2 separate regions of the Mus musculus genome follow, and region 1 is linked to region 2. Evidence: chromatin loops called from intact Hi-C (ENCODE). Cell type or tissue: heart. All regions are shown on one strand. Each heading gives the region's core, and the rest is flanking DNA. Links, peaks and the distances in the headings are about the cores only. Region 1 overlaps H2bc6 (H2B clustered histone 6). Region 2 has its middle 3.6 kb from the start of H2bc15.

Region 1 (4,401 bases), core at 314-4,313, 1.8 Mb after region 2:
GAGGCCAGCTTGGTTTAGTGAGTTTCATACTTTGTCCCAAGAAACAAACAAACCAACAAATCACAAACAAGAAAGGAGGAACACTACAAGTTGTAGAGATCTACACCTATAATTGCATATTTAGAAGGGTGAAGCAGAGAGTTTTAGTTTGGGTTTCATAGTTGAATTACAGGGTAGCCAGGGCTACAGACTGAAATCTTGTTACAAAGAAAACAGCTAAACAAAACAAAGGGAAACAAAATATTACCATGAAGGTTTAACTCTTCACAAGGAAGTTTCAGTATTGTTTCTAAAGTAACTGTGAGTAAAGTTGACTTGTAATTAAAAAAAAAAAAACCGTTAAAAAAAACCCACATTGTGTGTGTGTGTTCTATTTGCTCTGGGATGTCTGTAGGTCAGAGGACCTATTTTGTAGGTGCTAGGGGACATACTCAGGTGTTCATTTTTGGTGGCAAAACACTTTACACAGTGAGTAGCCTCTTGGAGTACAGTTGCAATTTTGTTACTTTAAAGTGGATAGTTTCTTTGTATTTATTTTGAAAGCTTAGGAAGGATGTTGCATAAAGGCACTTTACCCAGCTTCAGAAGGGAGCCATGGTAGAGGCTGGATGGAGGCAAGACTAGCTCTGGAACTGGGCCTTTAGTTCCATCCCCAATACCTGTGATACTTCCAACACCCAGCACTTCCTGATACTTCTACTTCCTACTTTTTCTCTCTCACAAGATTGAGTCAGGGTCCCTCCCTGCTGGACCAAGAGCTCAAACTCAGAAGCTGTAAACTCCAGAGCCTGGCAGATTAAAGAGATGGGAGTGCCCAGAGCCACATCTAACATTCCACAGCCTTAATTGCAAAGAAAGTGATGTGGCTAAATTCTAGGAACTGATTTTTTTTTTTCCAGGTCTCTTTACAAAAACGAGTCAGGAGAGGGTTTTGGGAATTTTCTTGGTGTTAAAAAAACTACCCAGCAGTTCAGGAAAGGGAAGGAAATTAAATGTTTGCAGGCTTTACAAACCACTTCATCTTTTCCTGTAATTAAAAAGTAAACAAAGCAAACGTTTTTTTAAAATGGAGATCTTGTTGCTTCTCCTACAACTTAGTTCATATGCAAAAGCCTAAAAATCCAAAAGCTCTAGGTCTTTGGAAGTGAGGAACTTTTTAAGAATTAGGAGGGTAGACTCGCGAGCTGGCCCTTCGTGCTGAGACTTTCGCTTTCAGGGAGCTGAACAGAACTCTCTCCATTCAGGGCGGCGCCGCATAAAATGGCGACCTGAACGTCACTGAAAACCAGTTTAACAAGCACCGAGCGGACAACACTGCGTTTTGATCCAAATTAGGAGACGCTGCTAAATTAAGTTTTGTGTAGCTTAGCTAAACCAGGCAGTAAACCCACGGTCCCACCTCGCCTTCCCGTGCCAATGTTAATTCCCCAGAAAGACTTAGAACAAAAGACCGGATGTGTGCGCCACGGATCTGGACGCTCGGAGATGCCAGTGTGAAACGTTCGGGGTTCTTTATTCAGAACAGAAATGTAGCCTCTCTTCACTGCAGAAGTAGCCAATTTGGCAGTTTTATCTTAAATACTTGATTTGACGAGCCTGAATAGACTAGAGGAACTTTGTCCCAGTAAATAAAGAACCATATAAAGGTGGTACTGCGGGTACTAAGAACAAGCGCATAGCTCAATTTTGAACTGTTGGGTGGCTCTGAAAAGAGCCTTTGGTTTAGGAGTGTGAGTTAAATGAACTCACTTGGAGCTGGTGTACTTGGTGACAGCCTTGGTGCCCTCCGACACCGCGTGCTTGGCCAGCTCCCCGGGCAGCAGCAGGCGCACGGCCGTCTGGATCTCCCGGGATGTGATGGTCGAGCGCTTGTTGTAATGCGCCAGGCGGGACGCCTCGCCCGCGATGCGCTCGAAGATGTCGTTCACGAACGAGTTCATGATGCCCATGGCCTTGGAGGAGATGCCGGTGTCGGGGTGCACTTGCTTCAGCACCTTGTACACGTACACCGAGTAGCTCTCCTTGCGGCTGCGCTTGCGCTTCTTGCCGTCCTTCTTCTGGGCCTTGGTGACAGCCTTCTTGGAGCCCTTCTTCGGGGCGGGAGCGGACTTGGCTGGCTCAGGCATCTTCAGATCTCTTTCTTAGGAAGAAAAAGAAAGTGAGCTGCTGTGAACGGTTTCCTTATTTGTAGGCAGTCTTATGCAAATTAAGTCTTACTTTCATTCTGTTTGATTGGTTAGAGGTTACAAAGGACGGTCCCATTGGTCAAGCAGTAATCTTGTATAATAATGTTCAAGCGACTGTGCTTCTTAACACTCCTTAATCAAATTGGTTTCTTTCTAAACGCTTTAGATTAAATTGTATATATATTTTTAAAAACAGAAGTTGCTCTATTTTGAAATTCCAGAAGTTAAAGCTTGGGCTCAATTTAATACCAAATATTCTGAAACCATCGAAACGTTCCTGGAAAAACTGTATTTTAAAACTTTGATCTTTCGGTTCAGTAAAGGAAAAGGAAGATCAGAAAAGATCCAGTCGACCTCCAAGCTTCCCGGAGTCCCCAAGGCAGTGCAATTTAGTCTACAGAAAGGAAATCATAGAGTGAAAGTAAACGGTTGGGAGTAAATCTTACAGATGTCAAAAGTTAGAGAGACACAGAGATAAGACGTCTTGTTTGAAAAGAATAAACAGAACGGTTTAGACGAATTGGAAGATCGTCCATTAGGCGAAGGTGGACTGGATGGAAGCATTAAGATTAGCATATGAAAGAAGCTAGATTGCTTAGGAAGGTTGGGAATCCTTTACCACAGCCTCTGGGCAACAGCAGGAACAGTACAAAAAAAAAAAAAAAAAAGCCCGCGAAATGTCAAAGAAAAAGGCGGCCTTTCGGTTAGGTGGCTTTCTGGGAAACTTCATTAGCCCTCTTGGCCACTATCCGCTTGGATGCGGGTCCTTTATTATTTGTCCCTGGTTATTTTCAACCAGGTGGTCCTGGTGCAATCCTTTTCCCTGACAAGTCTGGAATTTGGTGACCTCTGCTTAGCCGGCCGGACAACATTTTGCATGGTACCGTGGGGTACTCTGTTTCTGACCTTCAAGGGTACCCTAAAAGTATGATTTAAAAGTATGATCTCCCTGTCTGTCTCTTCCTCCCTTCCTCCCTCCCTTCCTCCTTCTCTCTACCCTCCCCCACCCTCTTCTAGTTTCTCAGGTTTTAGCACAGCTCCTTCCTGTACTGTTTGTCTTTCAAACTAATAAAACTGGCATTGGTCGTCTGAATCTGTTTTTAAGTTCTTGTATTAATGAGACTAAGAACCCAAAGAGGGAATGCCAGTTTCTTTGGTAAACATCAGAAGTAAAATTTTAATTTAGTGGAAGTATCAAAAGAAAAATCTCGCCATTGGTATTTGTAAGTTTAGTGTCTTTATTTCGACACTCTGCACTCTTTCCTATACCTATTCCCAGGCTGGTCCAGAACTCACTGGGCCATCGAGGCTGACCTTGATAGGATGACAATATTGCTTCAGCCACTCAGATTCTTAGCTTATGGATATGAGCTAGCATGCAGAGCTGACCTAGCTCTGATTTAAAAATTTTTAATTTTAATTATTTTATTTAATTATATTTATATAACACAAATGTATAATATTTAATTGTATAATATTTAAGTGTATAATATAAATATATTTAATAATATAAGTAAATAATATTTCAGTTTAATTACTGTTAAAGACTTAAATTCCTTCACTTTTATATCTAGCTTTAAAAATCAATGAGGCAGCTGGGCAGTGGTGGTGCACACATTTAATCCCAGCACTCTGGAGGCAGAGGCAGGTGTATTTCTGAGTTTAAGGCCAGCCTGGTCTACAAAGTGAGTTTCAGGACAGCCAGGGCTATACAGAGAAACCCTGTCTCAAAAAACCAAAACCAAAACCAAAACAAAACAAAAACAAAAAACAAAAATAAATGAGACTTACACAAAGGTAATGAAGACAATGATTTGCAAAATTTAAATACTAAGAGCTACCTCCCAGTGCTGAAAATTTTTTATCCCTGATTGAAGATATCAGTAGTTATTTGTTTTCTATAAAGTTTAATGTAGCCCATGTGACCTTAAACTCACTCTGTGGCCAAGAAGTTCAAGGGTGATCTTGAACTTCTAAGCATTTTGCCACCATCTCAAGTGCTGGAATTATAAGCATGAGTTCTCTGTGCATACTTGTAGAATCTTAAATAAAAATTTTCATGTATGTGTCTATGATGTGTATTTGTGTCCTGGCATGCCTCTGGAGATCTAATTAATTTTGGTGCCTGTTTGAGTTTGTGTGTGTGTATGTGTGCGCTCACGTGTGTGTGCTTGTGTGCGCGTGGGTGTTCATCGCTGTGTATACCAAGATAGTT
Region 2 (4,401 bases), core at 320-4,319:
CATATAAAAGTGTGTGATTACCAACTAATAATATTGATAAGTGAAAATAAAAAATATTACACAGAGACTATTTGAGCGATAAAGGTCGGCTCAGATGTCTGGGAAGCACAGAGCCTCTGAAAACTTTTTGGGAACAGAAATTTGCTCTTGCATGTTTGACATAATTTGCTTTACATTTCGGTGTGTGTTTCCTATGTCATCTTGGTTGTCACATACTATATATATGATAGTATAGATACAATAGAGAGGGAAAGAACCTGTGTAAAAATTCTAAACTTCATTACATTTTTCATAAAGAAAAATTTATGAAAACCTTGTTTCTCTAAGTATTTGTATTTTCTTTTACTATGAAGAGGGATAGAGGCCAATAACAAGGCTCATGGGTTTAGATTTGGGCTAAAATTATGTGTGAAAGATCAGGGCTAAGAAGAGGAAAGGACTCATCTTATGTGGGAAGCAGAGTACAAAGGCTTTATTCTTAACCATAAACTGTTACAGCTCTGGTTACAAACTAAACAGTGTATAATGCACCAAACTATAATGTTTGGATTTTTTTTTCGTACTATACAAAGAATACTTTTTTTTTGTCAAGGAAATACTTACTGGAGTGTGAAGGCAGTAGGCTGCCATAATTATGCAAACATCCTCTTGTTTTCAAGGGATGGCTAGCAAGTGTATTGTCTTGGCCTGACATCTTTCACCAAATTTTCATTTCCCCTTTTCTGTTTAACCATATTTTGTAATATAATATTGAATATGGATGATCAATATTGAATTACTGTTTTGATGGTAAGAGAGGTTTGTTTTGTTTTGTTTTGTTTTGTCAGACTAAGAAGCAAATAATCGGTACAAACACCCCAGGATAGGAAGAGCTTACAATCTTAAATTGATGAAATGGGTTTAATTGACCCAAGGCACCAATAATTTATTAGGTGGGTATTTATACCTACCAATGATTTATCACCAGATAGTTCATACAATGGTTGTACAAATATGTAATATGATACTATAATTTAATATTTCCTATTTCAGACTATAAAATGTTAAACGTTTTCTAACCTTATCTCAAGGGAATACGGTCTCATTCCAATGGACAGGAGAAACAGATTTGAGCCACAGTCCAATCACATCTTAATGACAATTGCCTTTGTAAACTAAAAATTTGGTCACCTAACATTATCACAGCTAACTCTAAGTCAGTGATTTCATTGTACATATACTATCTCTATGTCTTTGCATGTTTCAGAAGTTTTCTGAGTCAGAATGAAGTCTTAGAATATAGTGTACTTTTTGAATGCTTTGATGTAGGGCTATGACAGCAGGGGCAGCAGTGGTGGTGATGGCAGTTATTCCTGACACGATGACAATCATCAGCCCTTTTCTTCATTTGATCCAATATATGATAAAGCGCAGGCATGAAAGGAGATCCATCTGTACATGCATCCAAGCACCAACCGAAGCTCAAAGTACATAAATTCTCTGGGAGCTCAAATTAAAAGTAGTTCTAGCATTTAAACAAGTTTATAAAGAACAACTGAAACAAGACATATTTTTCAAACTGATTTCATGTAGATCTCGAGTCATGAACAAACAAGGAAGAGAAACACATGCCATGGTAAGATATATTCTTTTAAAAAAAGAAAACATAGTCTCATGGTTAATAGTATTCTTCCACATATTTATTTCTAGGCCCAAAAGTTGTACAATGCCAATAATAATTTCTAAAGATATTCTTGAGTAGCTCCTCCCTCCATATGAGCAGAGGGAGAGGACATCCCACCCACATGTCATGTTAACCCCTCAAACCCATTACTATGGATGGATGGTGTTGCTGTTATTATTATAGAGCTATCTTAATTCTTTGCCTTCCTGTTTGGTGTTAGCAAAACCTACAGGGCTACAGTCTATGATACTGCCATAAGAACTTGCACCTCTAGTCCTCTACTTTGTTACCAATGTATCCATTCCGGTAACTCTGAGACAGACAACAGGAGTGTGGCAAGAAGAAACAGGTGGAATAAAAGGTAGTAATGGTTCCTTTAAACCCTTCAGCAACTAAAATGAACAGCTTCTTCCTTTCAGGTTTTGTTCCTTTTCAAATAATAAGTAACATTTTCTAGATATCTTTTTCTTTTTCTTTTTTTTTTTTTTCTTTTCTTTTCTTTTTTGAGACAGTGTTTCTCTGTATAGCCCTGGCTGTCCTGGAACTCACTCTGTAGACCTTGTCTGGCCTTGAACTCAGAAATTTGTCTGCCTCCAAAGTGCTGGGATCAAAGGTGTGCGCCACCACTGCCCAGTTTAGATATATTTTTCAAACAAGGAACCTCATGTCCAGTACAAATATAAACTATTTCCAGCCCTATTTCATATGATGAATTCAAATGTAAATCCTCTTCACTTGGGAAATAAGGAACCTCTCCTGTCAGGGTCCTAGAATCCAAAAGAGGCGTTAGCTTGGGTGGCCTTCCTGGAGGCCTTGCCCAGCACGGAGAGGGGAGCTTTATTTCATTCAAGATTATAAACCATCTTTTCTCCTGCACTGGCTAATTTTTTCAACTGCCCCCAGGTAGGGAACATACTATCCACAATGGAAGGTAATGGGATTAGCCATGTGTTGAGAAGGCAAGTCAGGGACAAACCGGTCACATGTGGATTTCTCAGTGTCATCTGCTTTTCTGGAAAACAATGATCACCTGAATCTGTAGAAACATACACATACCCTTCCCCATTTTTATAACAATTATTTTTTTTTCCATTCTAAGAGTCTTCCTCATTATACCAAGGAGGTTGTAATATATTCCCCTCAACACTTTCTCCAGTGACAGCCAAGTTTAGTGAGCATAAGGTCATCATTTTTACAATTCAAAAGTTTTAAAATAAATACTGAATCTAATATGATGTTTCTAGCATTCAGGGCCATCCTTTGTCTTCTGTTTAACATCTCCTTTAATATTCTGTAGGTGTTTCAATGCTGGCCTGTTCTTGAGAATCCTAAGGAATACTCATAATATGCTTAATATTCCAATGTTGTAAAAATTCTTTAAGGTTCTGTGAAATATAAACTCGTAACATTCACATTCACCATTTTATTTTGTTAAGGAATACTCACAACATTAACAGCTTCTTTTAAGTGTAATATAACTGATAAAGCCTGTTCATTACTTAGCGCAGTGGTCCATTGAAATGCGGAAAATGTATCTATAGAATTATGTAAATACTGCAACTTCAAAAAATTTAATGTAGATTACGTCCAGTTGCTATATCTCATTTGCTATATTACCTCTGGGACTTTTACCAGAAGGCAATCAAGGCCTATGGAATGTTTGACAAGTTTCCCAATTTAAAGTTAATACTTTTACCATTCCTTGAGTTTCAGGAAAATTTCTTTGTAAAGCTCCCCAGTTAGCATGTGCAGGTTCTTGAAACTTAGTGGCTTCAAGAAGAAAAGTACAAGAATATAATTGATATATATTGATTAAATAATCTGAGAATTGATTAGCATTGACCAAAGAGCCAAGGAGATTGTTGTATGCTCTGATATGCATAATAAACTATGGGTTAGTGTGACACATTACTAGTTGTTATAACTGTGAAAATAAATGTTTCTATTTCATCATGGTAAAGAAAAGGAGTGCAACATGTTGGACAATGTATGCTGCATACTGTGAGGCTGTAATAATGTTTAAGGATAGGGAAACAATCTGACAAGACTATAATAATAGCAGGAAACTTGGCCTATTGCACAAATAAGTATGGGCTTTGTTATACTTTAGAAATATCTTTTTTATAAGAATATACAGCTGGGCAGTGTTGTCACACGCCTTTAATCCCAGCACTTGGGAGACAGAGGCAGGTGGATTTCTGAGTTTGAGGCCAGCCTGGTCTACAGAGTGAGTTCCAGGATAGCCAGGGCTACACAGAGAAACCCTGTCTCGAAAAACAAAACAAAACAAAGAATATCCCATAATTCTAAATTATTAGCATCAGTATATACAGTATTTAAAGTATATACAGTGCTCAATCAAAAGGTTCGTGCTTAAAGATAGGACCAAAAATAACATATGTTAATTTTAAAAGCTAAATACACTTGTGTTTGAATATTGATTATTCCTGGATCTGGCATGGTCTTGGTGGGGACAGAATGACACAGTTCCTGCCCCAGGACAGGATCAGCAGGCATGGTCCTCCAAGAGTGTCTGTGGAAAGCCTTTTGGGCTGCCACTTGGCAGGAGTCTGACATTGGCCAAAGACAAGGAAATCGGCTTCCAGCAAGAATCTGGCCACAATAAGGAAATAAGCTCTGATAGGAACCTGACAAGCACAAGGAAGTAAGAATCTGTTTTTAGGGTAGAACAAAAAAGTAGGCTCAGATATCTGGAACATCTTTATAACAGCTATCAA

What was found. Hi-C counts contacts between places; a loop is a spot of excess contacts. Peaks named below come from ENCODE experiments on the same cell type or tissue, not always from the same donor. Only the 100,000 strongest peaks of a DNase experiment are listed, where the experiment ranks them.
Region 1: it touches region 2 in a loop (3-fold over the local background); 3 of 42 quality-filtered maps call a loop at or near these places.

What each region holds. Positions count from the first base shown.
Region 1 is chr13:23,583,831-23,588,231 of GRCm38, forward strand. It overlaps H2bc6 (H2B clustered histone 6), which reads right to left. Exons shown (of 2, transcript NM_001177653.1): 2 at 1-2,140. The coding sequence starts at 2,126. The coding sequence ends at 1,746. Among named protein-coding and RNA genes, the nearest start is that of H4c4, 4.5 kb to the left of the region's middle. In heart, for the core only: no CTCF peak of the experiment used is centred there; DNase peaks (open chromatin) are centred at 1,261 and 2,091; H3K4me3 peaks cover 2,985 bases; H3K27ac peaks cover 3,037 bases.
Region 2 is chr13:21,755,448-21,759,848 of GRCm38, forward strand. No RefSeq gene overlaps it. Among named protein-coding and RNA genes, the nearest start is that of H2bc15, 3.6 kb to the left of the region's middle. In heart, for the core only: no CTCF peak of the experiment used is centred there; no DNase peak of the experiment used is centred there; H3K4me3 peaks cover 514 bases; H3K27ac peaks cover 339 bases.